Regions from separate parts of the Homo sapiens genome. Here regions 2 and 3 are each linked to region 1. A link is a contact called in ENCODE Hi-C or POLR2A ChIA-PET data. All regions are on one chromosome and are shown on one strand. Each heading gives the region's core, a stretch centred on a gene start or an enhancer-like site at or near the end of the contact. The rest is flanking DNA. Distances are from core to core; before and after follow the strand shown.

Evidence for each region. Hi-C counts contacts between places; a loop is a spot of excess contacts on that map. ChIA-PET counts read pairs that join two places held with the same protein, here RNA polymerase II (POLR2A). Pooled maps may share reads with other maps.
Region 2: a pooled map shows a loop between it and region 1 (9-fold over the local background). The contact joins the promoter of PANK2 here to the promoter of DDRGK1 in region 1. A Hi-C loop is called at or near these places in 1 of 37 single-sample maps with no recorded cell type and 6 of 50 pooled maps. POLR2A ChIA-PET finds 5 or more read pairs at or near these places in 3 of 52 experiments (CD8-positive, alpha-beta memory T cell, GM10248 and HEK293T).
Region 3: a pooled map shows a loop between it and region 1 (2.9-fold over the local background). The contact joins the promoter of CENPB here to the promoter of DDRGK1 in region 1. A Hi-C loop is called at or near these places in 1 of 50 pooled maps. POLR2A ChIA-PET finds 5 or more read pairs at or near these places in 3 of 52 experiments (HepG2, Panc1 and activated B cell).

Annotation. Positions count from the first base shown.
Region 1 is chr20:3,203,432-3,208,200 of GRCh38, reverse strand. DDRGK1 (DDRGK domain containing 1) reads left to right here and starts at 3,519. Exons shown (of 9, transcript NM_023935.3): 1 at 3,519-3,664. The coding sequence starts at 3,574. It also overlaps a transcript of ITPA not described here. RefSeq lists an enhancer at 3,608-3,827.
Region 2 is chr20:3,886,503-3,891,271 of GRCh38, reverse strand. PANK2 (pantothenate kinase 2) reads right to left here and starts at 1,885. Exons shown (of 7, transcript NM_001386393.1): 1 at 1,544-1,885. The coding sequence starts at 1,841. It overlaps PANK2-AS1 (PANK2 antisense RNA 1), which reads left to right and starts at 2,099. Exons shown (of 2, transcript XR_001754478.3): 1 at 2,099-2,533; 2 at 2,723-4,769. RefSeq lists silencers at 1,501-2,000, 2,191-2,250 and an enhancer at 2,259-2,810.
Region 3 is chr20:3,784,222-3,788,990 of GRCh38, reverse strand. It overlaps CENPB (centromere protein B), which reads left to right and starts at 2,251. Exons shown (of 1, transcript NM_001810.6): 1 at 2,251-4,769. The coding sequence starts at 2,508. The coding sequence ends at 4,307. It also overlaps a transcript of CDC25B not described here. RefSeq lists a silencer at 1,950-2,299 and enhancers at 2,135-2,844, 2,740-2,879, 2,845-3,555.

The sequences.
Region 1 (4,769 bases), core at 2,270-4,769:
ATGCCTTTCTTGGATCTTAGCCAGCTCAAGCCCCAGCTCAGGAAAACCTTCCCTGAGCTCCCTTTCATCTGCTTGCATAGCACTGACCTCTGCACTGCAAATAGATATTCATTTGTGTGATTCTGTTTTCTCTTCTAAAAATCCTAATGGTAAAAACCATATCTGTTTTTGCTCACCTCTCTTTTTCTTTTTTTTTTTTTTTTTTGAGACGGAGTCTTGCTCTAGTCACCTGGCCTGGAGTGCAATGGCATGATCTTGGCTCACTGCAACCTCTGTCTCCTGGGTTGAAGCGATTCTCCTGCCTCAGCCTCCTGAGTAGCTGGGACTACAAGCACCCCCCACGACGCCCAGCTAATTTCTGCATTTTTAGTAGAGACGGGGTTTCACCATGTTGGCCAGGCTGGTCTCGAACTCCTGACGTCGTGATATGCCCACCTCGGCCTCCCTAAGTGCTGGGATTACAGGCATCAGCCACTGTGTTTTGTTGTTGTTGTTGTTGTTGTTTTGAGATGGAGTCTTGCTCTTGTCGCCCAGGCTTGAGTGCAGTGGCACGATCTCGGCTCACTTCAACCTCCGACTCCCGGGTTCAAGGGATTCTCCTGCCTCAGCCTCCTGAGTAGCTGGGATTACAGACATGCACCACCACACCCAGTGAATTTTTGTACTTTTAGTAGAGGTGGGGTTTCACCATATTGACCAGGCTGGTCTCAAACTCCTGACCTCAGGAGATCCCTCCACCTCAGCCTCCCAAAGTGCTGAGATTACAGGCTTGAGCCACGGTGCCCAGCCTCACCTCTCATTCTTAAATCCCAGCTCCTGGTACATAGTAGGTGTTCTGTAATGTAAGATAACTAGCTTGGGCACAGTGGATCACTTGATCCCAGGAGTTCAAGACAAGCCTAGACAACATGGTGAAACCCAGTCTCTACAAAAAATACAAAAAATTAGTTGGGCTTGGGGGCACACACCTGTAGTCACAGCTGTTTAGGAGGCTGAGGTGGGAGGATCACCTGAGCCTGGGAAGTCGAGGCTGCAGTGAGCCAAGAGTGCCACTGTACTCTAGCCTGGGTGATGTGAGTGAGACCCTGTCTCAAAAAACCAACAAACAAAAAGATCACAACTGACATCTATAATTACAAGTCCATAGATAACTTTCTTTTTCATTCTTTTATTTATTTATTTTTTTTGAGATGGAGTCTTGCTCTGTTGCCCAGGCTGAAGTACAGTGGTGTGGTCCCGGCTCACTGCAACCTCTGCATATTGGGTTCGAGCAGTTCTCCCACCTCAGCCTCCTGAGTAGCTGGGACTCCAGGCATGCACCACCATGCCTGGTTAATTTTTGTATCTTTCTTCTTCTTTTTTTTTTTTTTTTGAGACAGTCTCACTCTGTCGCCCAGGCTGGAGTGCAGTGGCGCGATCTCAGCTCACTGCAAGCTCCGCCTCCCGGGTCCCCACCATTCTCCTGCCTCAGCCTCCCAAGTAGCTGGGACTACAGGCGCCCACCACCACGCCTGGCTAATTTTTTTGTATTTTTAGTAGAGACGGGGTTTCACCGTGTTAGCCAGGATGGTTTTGATCTCCTGACCTCGTGATCCGCCTGCCTCAGCCTCCCGAAGTGCTGGGATTATGGGCATGAGCCACCACACCCGGCTAATTTTGTATTTTTAGTAGAGATGGGGTTTCTCCATGTTGGTCAGGCTGGTCTCAAATTCCCGACCTCAGGTGATCCACCCACCTCGACCTCCCAAAGTGTTGGTTGGGATTGTAGGCGTGAGCCACGGTGCCCAGCTTTTTTTTTTTTTTTTTTTTTTTTGAGACTGAGTCTCACTCTGTTGCCCAGGCTGGAGTGCAATAGTGTGATCTCGGCTCACTGCAACCTCTGCCTCCCGGCTTCGAGAGATTCTCCTGCCTCAGCCTCCCAAGTAGCTGGGATTACAGGCACCCACCACCACGCCAAGCTAATTTTGTATTTTTAGTAGAGACAGGGTTTCACTGTGTTTGTCAGGCTGGTCTCAAACTCCTGAGTTCAGGTGATCCACCCACCTCAGCCTCCCAAAGTGCTGGGATTACAGGTGTGAGCCACCTCGCCCAGCCCATATTTTTTCTTTTTCTTTTTCTTTCTTTCTTTCTTTTTTTTTTTTTTTTGAGACAGAGTCTTGCTCTGTCGCTCAGGCTGGTGTGCAGTGGTGCAATCTTGGCTCACTGCAACGTCCGCCCCCTGGGTTCAAGTGATTCTCCTGCCTCAGCCTCCCGAGTAGCTGGGATTACAGGCATGTGCCACCACGCCCCACTCATTGTTTGTATTTTTAGTAGAGACAGGATTTCATCACGTCAGCTAGGCTGGTTTTGAACACTTGACCTGAAGTGATCCGCCCACCTCGGCCTCCCAAAGTGCTAGGATTACAGGGGAGAGCCACCTCATCTGGCCCGTATTTTTTCAAATCCCTTTCTCACCATTGTTCATTGGTCCTGAATTTATTTTTATTTATTTTTATTTTCTGAGACAGGGTCTCACTCTATCACCCAGGCTGGAGTGCACTGGCATGATCATGGCTCACTGCAGCCTCGACCTCCCTGGGCTCAGGTGATCTTCCCACCTCATCTTCCCAAGTACCTGGAATCACAGGTGCATGCCACCACACCTGGCTAATTTTTGTATTTTGTAGAGACAGGGTTTCATCATGTTGCCCAGGCTGGTCTTGAACTCCTAGGCTCACCTCTACCTAGACTTCCCAAAGTATTGGGTTAACAGACGAGCCTCTGTGCCTGGCTCCTGAAATAAATCTTTACTTCTGTTATCATGTATACAAAAAGCTTAATAAATTCCAGTACTGCCCTCCCCTCCCCTCCCCTTCCCCTCAAAAGAAAGAAAGAAAGAAAGAAATTCAGTGTCACAGATACAGCAAAACCCCAACCCGCTTCCCTCCTCCTAGAGGTAATCGCTATCCTGAAGTTGGTGTGCATCAGTCCCAAGCCTCTTTTCGTACTTTTTCCACGGTTGTTTCCATAAACACTATGTGGGATTGTTTAGTGATTTTTAAAACATATATAGTCCGGGCGCGGTGGCTCACGCCTGTAATCCCAGCACTTTGGGAGGCCAAGGTGGGTGGATCACAAGGTCAGGAGTTCGAGACCAGCCTGGCCAACACGGTGAAACCCCCATCTCTACTAAAAATACAAAAATTAGCCGGGCGTGGTGGCGGGCGCCTGTAATCCCAGCTACTCGGGAGTCTGAGGCAGGAGAATCGCTTGAACCTGGGAGGTGGAGGTTGCAGTGAGCCGAGATCGCACCACCGCACTCCAGCCTGTGCGACAGAGACTCCGTCTCAAAAAAAAAAAACATACATAGATGTTTTCTACTGGACATACCGTCTGCTATAATTTCCTCTTAACATTGTGGGTTTCTTTACACCCCCCAAACTCATTTTAATGTCTGACATTAAAGCCTCTCTGTGATGTGCCGCTGGGCGGGGCTCCGAGTAGTGGGCGGAGTCTAGATTGGGAAATAGGGGCGGGGCCTATGAGATCCCGGCCTCAGGGTGGACGCAGTGGTTCTGCACTGAGGCCCTCGTCATGGTGGCGCCTGTGTGGTACTTGGTAGCGGCGGCTCTGCTAGTCGGCTTTATCCTCTTCCTGACTCGCAGCCGGGGCCGGGCGGCATCAGGTAGGAGATGCCGCTGCACCAGGGTTGGTGGTACCGGGTTTTCTGGCCTTCTGAGCCTTTGTGGACCGTCGCGCCGCGGCTCCTGCGCGTGCGCACCTGGGCGGGCGGGACGCATGCGCGTCCGTGCGCTAGTCGTGTGCCGGGTGGGGCTTCCGCAGTGCCCTACCTGGAATCGGTGGCCGCGCCGCTACCCCTTTCTCTCGACTCCAAGCCAGAGTCTGGCCTCATCCCTCTCTTCACCCCCGGGAACTCCATACCTCCAAAGGCCTGAGGCCCTGGCCGGCGCACACTCCCATCCGTCACCGTCGGGGCCCTTTCCCTCTGCACCTGTTAGGGAGGCCGCAGGGGTTTTCCATTCCTCCCAGCCTGGCTCCAGAGCAGGTGCCAGGAAGGGGGCATCTGAATATTTTCTGCCTGTCCCCCACGAGCTGGAGAAGCGCGAGGCGGCTCCAGGAAATTCCTGAAGCTCTCTCCCTTCCCGCCAAGGAGAGGGCCCACTCTCCCTCCCCAATCCGCTCCCCGATCAGAAGGCCATGTCATTGGCCAGGGCACAGAACAGATACACCCATCCTCCCTCTTTCCCCCCATTTCTGGTCAGCGGGCGGGTTTGTATATGTGTTTTCCTGCTCCCTGGGCCCACAAGCTACCTCTGAGCACCTGCGCGCTCCCAGGAGCGGAAGGGACACGCTGAGGGAAGGCGGAGATCCAGCAGGTCTTCCCGGGGGAGGCTCGGCCACCGCCGGGAAGTGTACTCTCTGGCTGGGGAGCCAGATAAAACCACAGGTGGTGTTAGGCGAGAAATCAGTGGATTCCTGCAGGGGGTACTCGATGAGAGCTGGGGACATCAGGATAGGGGCCTCCTGACAGGCCAGCTGGAAAGGTGGAGCCGGGAGGGGAGAGGAGTATTCACACAGGCCCGAGGGAAGGGCTGAGCCCCCGCCTGGGACCAAGCTGTGGGCCTGGTGGAAAAGGCCTTGCCAGTCAGACTGAGAAGTCGGGGCCTTGTGCTGTGGGCAGCAGGCCGCTAAGCAGAGGAGGTGAGGCTTCCGGGCTGCCGCTCCTCCTGCCATGGGCCGGGCTGGGCTTATAGGCAGCATTGTCATTT
Region 2 (4,769 bases), core at 636-3,135, 680 kb before region 1:
AGCCTGGGCAACATAAGAGATCCCATCTCTATTTAAAAAAATAAAAATTGAAAAATTAGCCTGGCATAGTGGCACGTGCCTTTAGTCCCAGCAATGCAGGAGGTTGAAGCAGGAGGATGGCTTGAGCCCAGGAGGTTAAGGCCACAATGAGCCATGATCATGCCACTGCACTTCAGCCTGGGCAACAGAACAAGACGCTGTCTCAAAGTAAAAAACAAAAAACAAACCAAAAAAACCCTTGTGGCTAATGGCTATACTCTTATTTGCTGAATCTTTGGAATTTACATCCATTTCCAACGATGTAATACAAAACCATGAAGGATCTCATATTTTGCATTGCTTCAAACTCAGGTGCTTCTCAAATAAAACAAAACTAGGTGACTGACTCTGAAAATGGCACAGGTTAAGAATCTGTTTTCCAAATCTGTTGCAAGAAGATGGAAAAAGACAAAAGAACTGAAAACTCCCAAACTTTTCACAGCAAAATAGAACTACATTTAATCATCCATATCAGAGAAGATTCAAAAAAGCAGTTGGGTGACTGGGCTAAGGTAGAAGACTATTCAATAAAAATCTCACATCTTGCCATTTTCCCTCCCTCTCACAATCTGCATTTAAACAAGTCAATTTCCTGAAATAGGAATCTGGCAACACCCACCAAAAAGTCCAACCATATGTAAAATGGCATCACACTGTAAAGCTCATATTACAGTATCAGGACAATTGATACTTTCAACAGCAGCAATGGCTGCCAGGCAGCGGTCCTGAATTGAAGACTTGTAAAGGGGAGAAAATACACAACACAGAAAAAGAAACCTAATAAAATGGGGAAACGGATTCTCTGGGAGGAGCGTATGCAACTCCCAAGGCAAAATTCAGAAAGATGTTGTTTCCCCTCAAAACAAAGAGCCTTAATGCCCAGAATGCCACAGTTCTGAATCGTGAGTACCTGCAAATAGACAGAAGGAAAACGGAGGGGATATGTGGGTGAGAGATGACCTGGATTCTCACGAGAAGAAGGGCAGCCACCTTAGAGGTGCACGGAATACAGTTTCAGGCCTGGTGCAACTCAAGGGGCAGTTCACCATTTTCCAGTAAGCCCGAAATTGACGAATAAAAGGGACTTAAAGTATTAGAGAGCAGCTCTTTGGAAACCCACGGAAAACAAACATTGGGGATTCAAAGGATTTGGGAGGAAAGGAGGTGGAAATGAGTCAAAAGAAGCCTTCTCGAGGATAAAATCATGTGACCCTCAGGAAGAGAATGCCCAAGGAGCTAAGAAAAGGGAGGACAGGTCCTGGGGAAAAGCCCTCCACTCCAACAAGCGGGAAGTGCATACCAATGGGTGCGGGGGGGCCCCCGAAGGTACCGCTTTCGGAGCACCCGAGGCCTCCAGCCGGATGTCAGGCCACGCACCAACGAGGGACCACCGTGCGGGGACAGTGTCCGCGCGCGGGAAAAACGGCGGCGGGGCCGGAAGGGGACAGGGTGGGCCGGAAGGGGGGGCAGGGCGGGCCGGGAGGGCGCCCCACGGAACACTTACGCGGCCGCTTTTTCCTCAGGCTTTCGACGCGCTGGCGGGAGACCGAGGTGGGGCCGCTGTAAGAGCCCAGTCGATCCCGCCTCGTGCCCTCAGCCGAGGCCCCGACCGCGGGCACCGACGCGCTGCTCGCCCGGCGCCGCAGTGGCTCCTGCCGCCGCCCTTCGGGGTCCCCGGCCGCCTGCTCCCCAGCCGACGAGACGGAGGTGGCGGAAGCCCTGCCGTGGCGCTCCATGGGCGCGCCGAGCCGGCCCCCTCCCATCCGCAGCAGCAGTCGCTGCCGCCCGAGCAAGCCCCCCAGCGTCGGATTCCTTCTCGCCTCCTCCGCGGCAGTCCAGCCAGAGCAGAGGCGCGCCCTCGGCCGGCCGCCTCTTCCGTTGCGCCAACGCGCAGGAAGCCAATCCGACGAGGCTGGGGACGGCCCAAAGGCCTCGCGTCCAGTCGGCTCCCTAACTCGAGGAGGATTGACCGTGCCTCCGTCCAATGAGAGGCTATCGTGACGGGGCGGGGAGAGGGTGGTGGAGGAGGGGATCCGGGTTCCGCGGAGGAAGAGAAGGCGGTGTAGCCCAGAAGAGAGTGATGGCGGCGCCGCCCAATGGACGCGTGGGTGGAAGGGCCCGAGCCTCCTCATCCACCCCCTCCTTCCGCCCCCCACTTGTGCATGCCTCTGCCCCCCCGGGCCGCGGAACTCTCCTGGGGCGACCCCGAGTCCCACCCCGCTGCTCCGTGCCGTCCTCGCAGCTCGAGCCCTCCTCCAGCCCAGCAGTGCTCCCGCAGCGTCTGGCCGCTGGTCGTCGGCAGACGAAAGGGCTTGAACCGCGGCTGACCTTAGCCTTTGTCCCTCGGCCTAGTTCCGCAGCTGCCGTCGAGGCCGCCAGCCCCTCCCCCAGCATGTTTGGGCTAAGCCGCCTCCTTTCCGCCTGCGTTGGAGAGAGAGGTACCAGAAGGAATGAAAGGACTGGGGCTTGTCTCCATGGCAACTGAAAGAAAGAGGTGGGTTATAAATCCTTCGCCACCCTCCTGTGGCGAAGGAGGGGAAGTGGGAGCCGGGAAGTAGAGTTGGCCTTTTGCAGGAGAGTCTGGAGCCCCTTTCTGGGTGATGCATTGGGGGCCATAGAAGGATTTGGCTGCCGCTTTGGAGCATGGATTTTTTTTTTAATCATCTTCCTTTCTCTTTTGGAGAGAAAAATTGGTCACCTCCAGGACTGAGACCCTGACCCTTCCAAGCATCCCCACTACCAAAGGCTGCCCAAGCCCGGAAGGATCCCATCCCGTTCTGTACTCTGAGGTCACTTCCTCACTCCGTCAAATTTCACTGGACTGTGGGCTAATTAAAAGTGCCTCCGTATTAGCGGGGCGTGGTGGCCCATGCCTATAATCCCAGCTACTTGGGAAGCTGAGGCAGGAAAATTGCTTGAACCCGGGTGGCGGAGGCTGCAGTGACCCAACATTGTGCAACAAGAGCGAAACTCCGTCTCAAAAAAAATAAAAAATAAAAAAGAGTGCCTCCCTGGGGAGACTGTAATGCCCACTGGGCAGTGATCCTAATGCCCCTTGGGCAGTGATCCTTATTCCCCTCTCCCATAATGATTGGTTGTAGCAGGCTGAACAAAAAGGTTGAGCTTCGCTTGTGCTTGCTGAATAGAATTCTCACGCCCACTCCACGTTAGCTCCCCTCACTGTAGGACTAGCTCTGAAAATTCTAGCTCCTGTAGGAAGCCAACACAGACGGATCTACAAGAACCAAAAACAGCTATAGCTACTCTTCTAAATCTCAGTGCCTGACATTGCCTCTCTTTCTGCCTCCTCTCTCCACCCCCCAAAAAATGTGGTCCTCCTTGACCTGAGGGAGCTTCCGTCCAAGTCTGAGCTCTGATCATCCTGAAGAATCAAAGTATCATCATCCCTTGGCTGGCAAGATGAACTCCAACATCAAAACACTTGAAACAGTAGTATTTTTACACAATTTGCCCACTGCCTCTACATCTCACTTAGTCCTTGCAGTAACATTTGGATGATGAGGTAACTTATCCAGAAGCACAAAGCCTAAAGAATGACAGAGCTTGGACTCCTGAGAAGTTCAGCTACTGCCCGCCTTATGATAACCAAAAGAAAGCGGCCGGGCGCAGTGGCTCAACTCCTGTAATCCCAGCACTTTGGGAGGCCGAGGCGTGCGAATCACAAGGTCAGGAGTCCGAGACCAGCCTGGCCAACACAGGGAAACCCCGTCTCTACTAAAAAAAACAAACACAAAAATTAGTTGGGCGTGGTGGTGGGCACCTGTAATCCCAGCTACTTGGGAGGCTGAGGCAGGAGAGTCACTTGAATCCGGTAGGCGGAGGTTGCAGTGAGCCGAGATCGTGCCACTGCACTCCAGCCTGGGAGACAGTGAGACTCCGTCTCTAAAAAAAAATGAATAAATAAATAAGAAGGCACACCACAAGTTCGAGACCACTTCTACAAAAAATAAAAAATAAAAAAAATTAGGCCAGGCACAGTGGCTCATGCCTGTAATCCAAGCACTTTGGGAGGCTGAGGCGGGCGGATCACTGGAGGTCAGGAGTTTCAGACCAGCCTGGCCCAACATGGTGAAACCCTGTCTCTACTAAAAATACAAAACTTAGCTGGGCGTAGTGGTGCGTGCCTGTAATCCCACTTACTCCAGAAGCTGAGGCAGAAGAACTGCTTGAACCTGGGATGCAGAGGTTGCAGTGAGCTGAGATTGCACCACTGCACTCCAGCCTGGGCAACAGAGTGGGACTCTGCCTCAAAAAAAAAAAAAAAAAGAAAATGAAGATGACCAAATGGGCTTCTAGATGGCTAATGATATTCTGTTTCTTTGATCTGGGTGGGGGTTACATGGGTGTGTTCCCTTTGTAATATGTTATCAAGACATTTTGTGCACTTTTTTGGGTATTATACTGAAAGAAAACATTTATTTTTTAAAAAGTTGAAAAATTGCCTTGGAGCAGAGTAAGGTAAATCTATGATTAAGCTTAGATTTTTTTATTTTTTATTTTTTATTTTTTTTCAAAAAAAATGAGGCCAGGCGCGGTGGCTCACGCCTGTAATCCCAGCACGTTGGGAGGCCGAGGTGGGCAGATCACGAGGTCAGGAGGTCGAGACCATCCTGGCTAACACGGTGAAATCCCATCTCTACTAAAAATACAAAAAATTAGCCAGGCATGGTGGCAGGCACCTGTAGTCCCAGCTACTCGGGAGGCTGAGG
Region 3 (4,769 bases), core at 1,002-3,501, 580 kb before region 1:
ATCAGCATATGATGGGCGTGGCTTTTCTGTCCTAGAAGTAATTGTGCCAATGCCCTTTGTATGGCACTAAGGAGGGGCCACAGGAAAGGAAAGGAAAGGAAGAGAAAGGAAGGAAGGAAAGAAAGAAGGAAAGGAAGGAAAAGAGAGAAAGAGAAAGAAAGAAGGGAAGGAAGGAAGGAAAGAAAGAAGGAAAGGAAGGAAAAGAGAGAAAGAGAAAGAAAGAAGGGAAGGAAGGAAGGAAAGAAACAAGGAAAAGGATGAAAGAGAGGAAAGAAAGAAAAGATGCATGGCAAGGAGTTCTCATCCAGGTAATCTTAGATTCATTTTTGCCCAGTGACCACACACTCCTCTTGGGCCAAGCAGTGCTCTGGAAAAGTCTCCCACGTGTTCTTTTGGACCTTGAGATTAAAAGAATATCTTTTATATCTCAGGGATAGGGAAGTCCTCTCTAAGTAAGACACAAAACCCCGAAGCAATAAGGAAAAAATTGACAGGTTGAAGATTAAAAACTTCTCATATCCAAAAGATTCCCTAAACTAACTTAGACAAGTGGCAGACAGGGAGAAAACATTTGCAACATACTTAACAAGATCTTTTCTTCAGAGCATGTAAAGAGCTCCTAAAAGTCAAGAAAAAGACAAACACATGGTCAAAGGATATGACTAGAAAATTCACAGGATTCAAATGGCCAAGAAACATACGAAAACAGAAATTTGCACTAAAACAGCAGTGAGTTACACTTTCTTCCTTTGGCTTCCAGAATGCCACAGTAGCCTGGTTTTTCTCCTGCTTCAGGGGCTCCTCCACTTCAAGAGTCTCTATTTGGTTCTTTCTTTCTTTCTTTCTTTTTTTTTGAGATGGAGTCTCACTCTTTTGCCCAGGCTGGAGTGCAGTGGCATGATCTTGGCTCCCTGCAACCTCTGCCTCCCAGGCTCAAGCGATTCTCCTGCCTCAGCCTCCCGAATAGCTGGGACTACAGGTGAGTGCCACCACACTTGGCTAATTTTTTGTATTTTTAGTAGAGACGGAGTTTCACTATATTGGCCAGGCTGGTCTTGAACTCCTGATCTCAAGTGGTCCCGCCTGCTTCGGCCTCCTAAAGTGCTGGGATTACAGACGTGAGCCACTGCACCTGGCCTCTTTCTTGAGCCCTTAACCTTGGAGGACCCAGGGCACTGTCCTTGGTCCTCTTTTCTTCTTTGTCTACACTCACCCACAGCTTCATCCAGCCCCAGGTCCTCAGCCTGTCCCCCTGGGTCACAGCCTTCCCCTCTGCCAATGCTGGAGTTCCCCTTAGTGCTGCCCTAAGAGATTTTTAAAAACACAGCTATACATTCATTGTTTTAAGAGCTTGGCATTTTAATGTTTTGCTGCAGGAGAGGGAGGCTTCAGGGATTCACACTTATGTATATACATGATGTTATTTCTGTAAGTGCAAACACATACATTTATGGCTATATGCATGGAAAAGCCCAGAAAGTGACACACCAAGATGTTATGAGTGTTTATCTATGGGTTGTGGGATTACTAGAACTTTAAAAATGTCATTAGCACCATCAAATAGATTTACAACTGTAATGCTGATTTTAAAAATAACTTAAGTGTGTAACAATAGGTTACATACGCTAGTGTTCATTCATAGCTGGAATGCTACACAATCATTAAAAAGCGTGTTGGCAATGATACTTACCGATATGGCAAAATTCTCACTACTTGATGCCAGGTAAAACAGCAGGAGATGCCAGATATACAGTCTATACAGTCTGATGCCAGTTTTATATAATAAATTTTTAAAAAGAAAACGACATGCATCTAGAGAAAAGACTGGAAGGAAATGTATCAAAATGTTACCTGTGCATCTCTCCAGGTGACGTGAAAAGCGTTTTTCAACTTCTTGAATTTTTCAGGTTCCGCAAAAAAAAAAGTGCGTTATTTTTACCTTAATTAAAAAAAAAAAAAACAAACAAAAACCCTGGTTCTTATTCTTTTTGAGCAGCAAGTCGCTGTCCGCCGGGCGCAGTAGCGATGCACCGCGTCCCCGCCCGCGTCGCTGCCGGGTCGCCGGAGGCCGCAGCACGGGCAGGTCCAGCAGGCCGCAGCGCCCCCCCGCGGTATGTCCCGGCGGCGGGAAGGGGGTGGGCGCGGAGGGCGGGGAGGAGGCGCCGGGCGTCCCCGCGCTTCCCGCGAGATCCCGCTCCGCCCGCTCCGCCCCGCTCGCCGCGCTCCCAGCTCCCCGCGCCGCGGCACTTCCTGCCTTCCGCGCCCGCGCCGCCCGCCCTCGTCTGCGCCCGTCGCCTGCCGCCCGCCGCCCGGCGACGCGCCCGCCGGCGTCCCCGGAGGTGCCCCCGGCCCGGCCGGGTCGTCGCCCCGCCGCCGCGCCCGCGAGCCGCTTTGTCTCGGGCGGGGCGCGCGGGAGAGGCCGCCAGGTGCCCCCCGCCACGGGCCCGGGCCCCCCGCCCCGGGGCGGCGGCGGCGGCGCCGGGCCCCGGGGCGGGGGGCGCGCCGGGATGGGCCCCAAGAGGCGACAGCTGACGTTCCGGGAGAAGTCACGGATCATCCAGGAGGTGGAGGAGAATCCGGACCTGCGCAAGGGCGAGATCGCGCGGCGCTTCAACATCCCGCCGTCCACGCTGAGCACGATCCTGAAGAACAAGCGCGCCATCCTGGCGTCGGAGCGCAAGTACGGGGTGGCCTCCACCTGCCGCAAGACCAACAAGCTGTCTCCCTACGACAAGCTCGAGGGCTTGCTCATCGCCTGGTTCCAGCAGATCCGCGCCGCCGGCCTGCCGGTCAAGGGCATCATCCTCAAGGAGAAGGCGCTGCGCATAGCCGAGGAGCTGGGCATGGACGACTTCACCGCCTCCAACGGCTGGCTGGACCGCTTCCGCCGGCGCCACGGCGTGGTGTCCTGCAGCGGCGTGGCCCGCGCCCGCGCGCGAAACGCTGCCCCCCGCACCCCGGCGGCGCCTGCCAGTCCGGCCGCGGTGCCCTCGGAGGGCAGTGGCGGGAGCACTACTGGTTGGCGCGCTCGGGAGGAGCAGCCGCCGTCGGTGGCCGAGGGCTACGCCTCGCAGGACGTGTTCAGCGCCACCGAGACCAGTCTATGGTACGACTTCCTGCCCGACCAGGCCGCGGGGCTGTGCGGAGGCGACGGACGGCCGCGTCAAGCCACCCAGCGCCTGAGCGTCCTGCTATGCGCCAATGCCGACGGCAGCGAGAAGCTGCCCCCGCTGGTGGCCGGCAAGTCGGCCAAGCCCCGCGCAGGCCAAGCCGGCCTGCCCTGCGACTACACCGCCAACTCCAAGGGTGGTGTCACCACCCAGGCCCTGGCCAAGTACTTGAAGGCCTTGGACACCCGAATGGCTGCAGAGTCTCGCCGGGTCCTGCTGTTGGCCGGCCGCTTGGCTGCCCAGTCCTTGGACACCTCGGGCCTGCGGCATGTGCAGCTGGCCTTCTTCCCTCCCGGCACCGTGCATCCGCTGGAGAGGGGAGTGGTCCAGCAGGTGAAGGGCCACTACCGCCAGGCCATGCTGCTCAAGGCCATGGCCGCGCTAGAGGGCCAGGATCCCTCAGGCCTGCAGCTGGGTCTCACGGAGGCCCTGCACTTTGTGGCTGCCGCCTGGCAGGCAGTGGAGCCTTCGGACATAGCCGCCTGCTTTCGTGAGGCTGGCTTTGGGGGTGGCCCTAATGCCACCATCACCACTTCCCTCAAGAGTGAGGGAGAGGAAGAGGAGGAGGAGGAGGAAGAAGAGGAGGAGGAAGAGGGTGAAGGAGAGGAAGAGGAGGAGGAAGGGGAGGAGGAGGAGGAGGAAGGGGGGGAAGGAGAGGAATTGGGGGAGGAAGAGGAGGTGGAGGAGGAGGGTGATGTTGATAGTGATGAAGAAGAGGAGGAAGATGAGGAGAGCTCCTCGGAGGGCTTGGAGGCTGAGGACTGGGCCCAGGGAGTAGTGGAGGCCGGTGGCAGCTTCGGGGCTTATGGTGCCCAGGAGGAAGCCCAGTGCCCTACTCTGCATTTCCTGGAAGGTGGGGAGGACTCTGATTCAGACAGTGAGGAAGAGGACGATGAGGAAGAGGATGATGAAGATGAAGACGACGATGATGATGAGGAGGATGGTGATGAGGTGCCTGTACCCAGCTTTGGGGAGGCCATGGCTTACTTTGCCATGGTCAAGAGGTACCTGACCTCCTTCCCCATTGATGACCGCGTGCAGAGCCACATCCTCCACTTGGAACACGATCTGGTTCATGTGACCAGGAAGAACCACGCCAGGCAGGCGGGAGTTCGAGGTCTTGGACATCAAAGCTGAGTCACTGGACCTAGCTGTGCCCCCAACCTAGATTGGCAGCACCACCCCAGGGCAGAGGACTCTCTGGGCACCCGCTGTGCATGGAGCCAGAGTGCAGAGCCCCAGATCCTTTAGTAATGCTTCCCCTGGTCCTGCAACAGGCCCGGTCACCTCGGCCGGGCCCGGGGCTGAGGTCAGCCTCACTGCCTGCTTATTGCCTCTTTCTCAGAATCCTCTTTCCTCCCCATTTGGCCCTGGGCTCAGGGGACCAGGTGGGGCGGGTGGGGAGCTGTCCGGTGCTACCACACCGTGCCCTCAGTGGACTAACCACAGCAGCAGCCAGGGATGGGCCCTGGAGGTTCCCGGCCGGAGAGTGCCTCTCCCCTCTGCCATCCACGTCAGGTCTTTGGTGGGGGGACCCCAAAGCCATTCTGGGAAGGGCTCCAGAAGAAGGTCCAGCCTAGGCCCCCTGCAAGGCTGGCA